Regions from separate parts of the Mus musculus genome. Here all the other regions are linked to region 1. Evidence: chromatin loops called from intact Hi-C (ENCODE). Cell type or tissue: gastrocnemius. All regions are shown on one strand. Region 1 overlaps Evl (Ena-vasodilator stimulated phosphoprotein). Region 2 overlaps Evl (Ena-vasodilator stimulated phosphoprotein). Region 3 overlaps Evl (Ena-vasodilator stimulated phosphoprotein).

Region 1 (2,500 bases):
GCAAACATGAGCTGACCCACACTGTTCATACCAGGAATCTTACCAAATGTGTCTACAGTTGAAGACAACGGGGAATAAAATGTAAAGGTGCTAAGTCCTTATTTCATGGCTTGGGGTCTGCTCTGAGGTGTATTTGTGTGTGAATGTGTCCTCTCTCCAGGAAATCCTTTTCTACTATGTACAATGCTGCTCTGTTTTTGAGATGGAGTCTTACTAAGTATTTATTGTTGGCCCAGAACTTGCTGTAGACCAAGATGACCTCAAACCTGCAGTAATCCTCCTGTCTCTCAGGGGTTTAGGAGTGACCTGTGTTTAGATTACAATATCCCCCACTTTCCCCACCCCAATTGAGAACCTGTACAAGGGTTCTCAAGTTAAAGTCACTCTTTAAAGCTCTTCTCTAGCTCGTGTTAAAAGAAGACCCACAATCCTATCAAAGCAGTAACAATACAATTTGCTTGAACAGCTCTCATCAGAGAAATCTCACTTTCATTAAGTCTCCTTTCAAAGGAACAGGCTGTCCATATCACCTGTCTGGTGCAGCCATAGCAGGTCAATAGACCTTGTTTATTATCGAGCTCTGGAGATAATGAGAGATGATACAGGTTCCGAGAAGGCTAACGCTTGGAGTTGGTCTCTGGCCCCATTACCTTAGCCAGAAAACCCCACAGCTCATTTGTCAACAGTAATGGAATCACTTAACCTCAGACCTGGGAGCCTACATGCCGACTAAGCAAAGACCCCAGCTCTCCGCTGACTGGTCATACTGTGTTTGTTTCACTTGCTCATAAACACTGCATCTGCAAACAGGATCATCTTCCAGGGACTAGTTTTTAGCATTCTAAATCTCAACTCTCAGTGGGTAGGAAGACATTAGAAATGTTGTCTGTACAACGTGCTGGCCTTTTCCCTCTCTCTAGTAAATTTCAGATCCGAGACAAGGGTCTGCTTCTTTCAGTAAATAGAGACTTATGACTCAGCAATACACCGACTAGCCTCTAAATTCCAGCCACCTTGGGAGAGCTTCCTCTGAGGGAGCAGTAAGTAACAGCCCCACTTAAAGTCAGGGGAATTAAAGCACAATGAACTTACATCCTTGGGGTAAAGGGCGCCCTCTGCAGGGCACAGAGAAGCCACCACAGCCTGGGAGAGAGCATCCAATAAAGCCAGCTCATCCTCTGCTCCCCACAGTCAGCTCCTATACTCTACCACCAACCTCACAAGTCACTGGTCAAGGGTTCACTCCAGGAACCTGGAGGGCTGCCACTCTCCTCCAGCCCTGAGTTCCAAGGTAGGATTCTTATCCTTGGCTGCTTCATCCCAAGCTTTGGATGTCTTCAGCAGCTCCTGTGGATAGTGAGCTCTGGAAGACATGTTCATACTTGCTATTTTCAGCCATGGCGTCTATTTAGTAGCTTTTCAGGAAATGTCAGGTGAATGGTCACTCTAAGAGCAGAAGGACCCCCGCCCCATCTTCCCACCTCCAAAAAGGCTCCTCCTGGAGTTGGTAGAGTTTACAAAATGGGAGCAACTTCTAAACTCTAAGTCACTGCCAAAGGCTACATGGCTCTGAGGTGGTATTCTAGAATATGTTGGGACTCATATCACATCATTTCATTCCTTCAGGTAATGAGTTTTGTTCTGTCACCTCAGATTTATTTGTTTTTAACGTAAGAGAATACTAGAATGGGCCAGTACTGGGGTTGTTAGCACCGAGCCAGATAAGCGCTAACAGATTCAGCCCTCACTACTTCCCAAACACAGAATACAAGCAAAGCAATGCTTCATCACCCACAGGAGTCCTTCTACACATGACTCCCAGGCTGCTTTAATAAGACAGGTAGCCAGGTGAGATGACTTCTTGGAGTCACAGTGTCTGTTTCTCCTGTAAGCACTGACGTCAGTCTCTGGGTTGCAGACCCACGGCCCTGCCTCTAGTTGAGTAAGCTCACCATTAATTGAGGCAGACTGGAGCATTCTGCCTTGCCATTTTGGCAACTAACTTGTTTGTTTTGCTTGTGGCTTCTAAGTTACTACCAAAACCATGGTATTAGTGAAGATCACCTGTATTACTCTGTTCCCAGCCCCCGTCCTTACTTTTTTTTAAAAAAGATTTATTTATCATTATACTTAAGTACACTGTAGCTGTCTTCAGATGTGCCAGAAGAGGGCATCAGATCTCATTGCGGGATTAGGGTGGTTGTGAGCCACCATGTGGTTGCTGGGATTTGACCTTAACTCCCTACTCTGTGCTGATTTCCTCCAACCAGGTGCTCCTACTGTTTCCTGTAAAAACCCACATGGTGGCAAACCTGAAAAGGATCTAGGAAATCAAAGAGTGGGCCTCACAGTCCGGCTTGGTTCAAATTCTGTCAGCAGGTATCTAACATCTCCTAGATGAATGGTGGTGATAGGTGTTAATATAACCTCTTGGGCTGGGCAGTGATGGCGCACGCCTTTAATCCCAGCACTTGGGAGGCAGAGGCAGGCAGATTTCTGA
Region 2 (2,500 bases), 74 kb before region 1:
TGAAGTTTGTTTCCTCATTTTAAGATTGTATCACAGGTTGAGACTTAAGTACATCCCAGCTTCTGCAGGCTCGATGCTCGCTGGGGCCAGCACGGCTCCTCGCAATCCTCCAGGACTGGTGCCATCTTACGTGGTGCTGATCCCACTTAGCTCCTGCCTGATGGCTAAGGGCAGGACAGGAGAGCGGGCTCAGTGTAGAAGGAAGGACCCTGCTCAGGCTGCCATGGGCACACATGGGCTAGAGGCCCAGCAGCATGGCAGCTCTGATACAGACCTTTGGGGAGGAAACCTAGCCCTCATGGGCTTCTACCCACTAAAGACAGGAACGTGAAAAAGCCAAAAACTATGCCTCACCCCAGAGCTGGGTTGGGCTGCTTGTAGGAGGGACCCAGAGTTTCCCTGATTCTGACATCCACTCAGAGGTGTATGTGATAGAGCGGGAGTCTCTGGCTGCAGAGCTGTTATGGACTATGCTAGTACCATGGCCTGGCCTTTCTCCTCTAGGACAGGTTCTGTTCTGGACACCTGAACATCTGTTAAGTCCTCCCAAATGCCTCCTTTCTTCTTCCGGCCCCCTCATTCTGCACCCCATTGCTTAGCTCCCCACACTCTCCCTCCCTCTTTCACAGGCCTCTGGTATCCTCCCAGTGGACAGACATGGCTGGAGCAGGGTCACCGTTAAGTAATGGGATCTCTGCAGGTTCAGGACCCTCACATACTTTCCAGGGGCTCAGAGCATGGACCTACACGGTGATGGCAGGCAGTGACTGAAGCAGTGACAGGAGAGCAGTGACTTCTGTGCCCCTGCCTCCCTGCAGAGGGACAGTACTCATCATGTCTTACCACTCCCTGTCTCTTCCCAGGTAGCTAGCTGTCTTGAAGATGGCCTGTTGCACTCAGTGTTTCCTACTCAGCTATTTTCCCAAGTGCCAGAAAGGGAGCCCCTCCCAAACCCGCCCTGCCCTGCCCCACCCGGAAGCTGGAAGTGCCTGGCAGCCAACTATTCTTTAGCTGTGCTGCTTCCTTCCCTGCATTCATGAACGCTCAGACCTGTATTCCAGTAGGACTGGACAGACAGGACTTGCGCCCTCTGTGGCCAAGGGTTGTAGCTGCTATAGAGACTGGCCACCAGGTCCTCACAGTACATCTTCCCCATGGGAGTCTGTCATTAGCTGCCCCTCTGGCTTCATAGGCCTTTCTAGGACAATCACTGCTGCTGGCCTGGGAACCAGTGAGAAGCGAGGCAGCACGTGGGCAGCAGGCATAGGTGCAGACGCAGGCTATGATTTGCTGCTCTGTTCCAGCCCAAGTCATCCCTCAAAGGCCCTGGTGGGGTCAGGTGCGACACAAGGGTCACAGTCTCAGTTTTTAGTTTCCCAGAGCTCTTCTGGGAAGGAGAGAACACCATGTCTGCTCATACACAGGATCATGCAGGCTGTAAGGAAGCTCATCGCCCTCCTGAGGCAGCATTGGCAGGGCTGGGCAGGCAACAGATGTGAACAGGAAAGGACAGAAACTAGGGGGTGTTTCCACACCCACCCTCTCCTGCACACGTGATCTGAGAGGATGCTGAGGAGAGGGAGGTCTCAGACACAGAAGCCACACCCAGCGAGAAATGCAGTCTTGGTAAAGCACTTTGTTTTTCTGCACCTGTTTCCAGGGCTGCTCACTGGGGCGAGTGGGGTGCTGGGAGGGCAGTGAGCGCACCCTGGCTGAGGTCCACTCACCATCAATGATCTCCTCCTTCACCTTGTGCAGCTCCCGAACCACCTCCTCCAGGATCTCCTGCTGGGCAGAGCCTCACAGTGAAGGGACAGACGCTGGCTCCAGGGGTATGCTGCAGGGCTCTTTCCCTCAGCCTGGCCCTGGGCAAACCCTGCCCTCACCACCCCTCAGTTTATGATGGCTGCCCACAGGGAGGGGTTCCAGAAGCAGGCTGCAGGGAACTCAGACTCTCCTTTTTCCTCTTCTGGCTAGGTTCCTGCCTTTGTGGCAGTCAAGTATGAGACCCACTGGATAGAGCTAGTCCTCAGCCTGCTGACTGGCCCCCCCCACCCCCAGTCCCCCGGCTCTCACCTGTTTCATCCGGTCCAAATCTAAGGCATCCAGGCCCACGTCATTCACACTCCCAGCAGGCTTCACCCTGGAATGGGAAGGTGGTTGCCAGGGTCTATAGGCACCTATGCTGGGGAGCCCTGGGGTGTCAGAGTTCCCTCCTTTGGGCTCCCCTGCCCTTCTGCTGTATTTTACCTAGGGCTGCTGGGAAAGGCTGTGCAAGTCCTGCCTCTGAAAGGTCTCTCCACAATCCCTTAACCACATTTCCAAGTCTAAGTCAGGACATGGGGTCATACAGGAACAGTCTTCTGGCTTGAAAGGCCTTATGCAGAGTAGGCAACTGAGCCAGACTGCGTCTGTGCCTCCTGCCTCACTGAGGAGGGGTGGTACTAATCATGTCTTCTGCCACCAGGAGCTCGTGTTCCTAGCTGAACTCTGGTTGGTG
Region 3 (2,500 bases), 63 kb before region 1:
CTGTGGAAACTGGCCTCTGACAAATTATTCCTCCCACAGACTAGGACCAGTAAGTTCATCAATTCTCTCTCTCTATTTCTTCCCACTCTGGCCTAGCTTAACCTTTGCCTATTCCACGGCAGCTGTCATCACCTCTTCCTGGGTGACAAAGGTTTCTTCACTGGTCTGCCTAGTCGCTTTACCCCATGATGCCCACTGATGCCCAGAAGCCACATTCCATCTCTTAAAATCAGAGGGACGCCTGTGCGGACTACTCAGAGGTAGTCATTTGCCTAACATGTGATCGGGCATGTGTTCCATCACACAGACAATACAGACCAAGCCACTGCAGTCTACACTGGTGAGTGCCTCCTGAGAGGCACGTATGTGCCTGTGCCAGCACAGCAGCCCTCAGGAGGTGCTCACCTGTGACTTCTCCACTGTAGGTGGAGCCCTGCTAGAAGAGAAGCAGGAGAAAAAGCTGCAGGACTGCTAATCTCATGAAGCAGATTTCAAAGACTTGCTTGGTTGTTCCTTGCAGACTGTGCAAGGCACATTTGCTTTTTTAGTGCCTGGACCCCACCTCCGACCCCCCCAGCACCTGGCGTCTGCTTGGCTCCTGGCAACTCTAACCTTTTCCTGTTTTTAGAGATCCTGTGTTTTGGGATACATCATCCAAGCCAAGTTGTTAAGCTCACTGGTCTTAGATTGAAGGAGGGTACAAACATTTTCTTTTCTAAAATGTTTTCTCCTGTTATCTGAAGCCCTATTCAGCTCTGAGATCCAGCTGGGCAGTGAGGCACTCTTTCAGCCTCCTCTCCAGCTGGCCTCCTCCACTCTTCCATGTGCCGGCTTCTCAGCCTGTGCTTGAACACTGCCCGGCTGGCACCTCTGCCACCCTCAGCCCATGGAACTGCACTTCTTTAAGCAGAGGACAGGTAGAGCCTCTTCTGTGAGACCCGTCTCTTCCTCTTGCAGGCCTTAACATACTGTTCTGTGAAGGCTGCTTCATGTCTGCCTAGACTGTTTAGGAGGTCTGGGAAGGCTAACGCTGCCTACAGAAGCAGTGTTGGGGGCAGTGGGGTGTCTGTAGGCAGTGCTCTAAAACTCTGGGACTGTGTTGTATTTGTTTGTCTCTCAGTTTCTTTTTCTTCTTTTTTTTTAATTTTTTTTTTTTTGTAATTTATTTATTTCATGTATGTGAGTACACTGTCGCTGTCTTTAGACACATTATTAGAGGGCATCAGATCTCATTACAGATGGTCGTGAGCCACCATGTGGTTGCTGGGAATTGAACTTGGACTTCTGGAAGAGCAGTCAGTGCTCTTAACTGCTGAGCCATCTCTCCAGCCCCTTGCTTGTCTCTCAAGTGCAGCGGGTGCTGTTCTAGGCCCCCTAAATGTGTCTTAGCAATGACATTCAGCTGAGGACAGTGGCTTCCTCTAGGAGGCACTGTACTCACCTCTTAGCCAGCAGCTTGTTCATTTCTTCCATGAGGCCTCCTCCACCTCCCCCACTGCTTGCCCGGTTGGCATCGGACTTTGAAGTCCCACTAGGACTGGAGCCTCCAGATGCATCTTCTGGCTGAGGGTAAGGAAGAAGTGTGTGTCAGATGCTGACCCAGAAAGATCCTAGGAGTGAGGCTGCTAGTTTAACACTCTCAAGTCCACGGAAAACCAGAATCTAGGGAGGCTCAGGGACAGGCTTGGTAGGCCCACAGGCATGAGTCCTTGCCAAAGCCAGTTAGTTACAGGGAGGAGGGAAGCAACTTTCAAGCCAGAGATATGCATCAGAGCATTCTTTTATGAGCAGACTTATATTATCTGCAGATCTTTCCAGGAGCATGTGCACCCGGGGTGGGGAGCTGAATCAACTGGAAGCACATTCCACGGGAAAAGCAAGGGCAGATTCAGTACTTATTAACTAAGGCAGCTGGGAGCTGATCCAGGGGAAGAGAGTTTTGCTCAGTGTCTCACTGATGAACAGGTGAGGACAGGGTGAGAGATGAGAGTGATACGTAAAGGGTGGCTGGCCTGCCTACCCTGACAGGAACTCTTACCCGCTGCACCCTCCTTAGCTTGGCTCCCGCCAGAGCAGCAGCCAGTCCTGATGCAGAGCTCTCATCATGGTTGGTCCCCTGGGCTCCTCCAGCTGGCAGTGGGGGTGGGGGTGGGGGAGTAGACCCTGTGGGTGGAGGTGGAACTGGGGGTGGAGGCGGGGGTGGAGGTCCACTACAGGAGAGAGTGGTGCTGGCTGCCGATGAGGGATGCCCAGGGGGGAGAATGGGCCCTGAAAAGCAAAGGGGAGGAGTCAGTCTCCAACACCTAGGGGTGTCCAGCTACTGTTTTTATTCTGGGTCCTTCAAAAGATTGGAGGGCAGCTTGCTCATCAGAGATGAGGTGCAGAAGAGTTTGTCTCAGGAAGGCCCTACAGAACCCAGCCCCATTACAATCCCTTCCTATTCCAATCTCCCAGCATTGGGTGCTGGCTACACTGGCATATAGTCACTTAACACCCTTGA

Evidence for each region. A loop is a pair of places that touch in the nucleus more often than their neighbours do. Peaks named below come from ENCODE experiments on the same cell type or tissue, not always from the same donor. Only the 100,000 strongest peaks of a DNase experiment are listed, where the experiment ranks them.
Region 2: it touches region 1 in a loop (2.2-fold over the local background); 5 of 42 quality-filtered maps call a loop at or near these places.
Region 3: a loop joins it to region 1, with 2.3 times the contacts of the local background. A loop is called at or near these places in 7 of 42 quality-filtered maps.

The regions. Positions count from the first base shown.
Region 1 is chr12:108,611,913-108,614,412 of GRCm38, reverse strand. All of the region lies in intron 1 of Evl (Ena-vasodilator stimulated phosphoprotein), which reads right to left. Among named protein-coding and RNA genes, the nearest start is that of Mir342, 45 kb to the left of the region's middle. In gastrocnemius, a CTCF peak has its summit at 1,127 (motif pointing left); a DNase peak (open chromatin) is centred at 1,189; H3K27ac peaks cover 479 bases.
Region 2 is chr12:108,685,693-108,688,192 of GRCm38, reverse strand. It overlaps Evl (Ena-vasodilator stimulated phosphoprotein), which reads right to left. Exons shown (of 13, transcript NM_007965.3): 11 at 2,077-2,143; 12 at 1,728-1,785; 13 at 1-164. The coding sequence ends at 127. It also overlaps a transcript of Degs2 not described here. Among named protein-coding and RNA genes, the nearest start is that of Gm40571, 3.8 kb to the right of the region's middle. In gastrocnemius, a CTCF peak has its summit at 1,086; no DNase peak of the experiment used is centred here; H3K27ac peaks cover 2,223 bases.
Region 3 is chr12:108,675,165-108,677,664 of GRCm38, reverse strand. It overlaps Evl (Ena-vasodilator stimulated phosphoprotein), which reads right to left. Exons shown (of 13, transcript NM_007965.3): 6 at 2,039-2,268; 7 at 1,442-1,563. Among named protein-coding and RNA genes, the nearest start is that of Gm40571, 6.8 kb to the left of the region's middle. In gastrocnemius, a CTCF peak has its summit at 1,414 (motif pointing right); DNase peaks (open chromatin) are centred at 847 and 1,492; H3K27ac peaks cover 2,287 bases.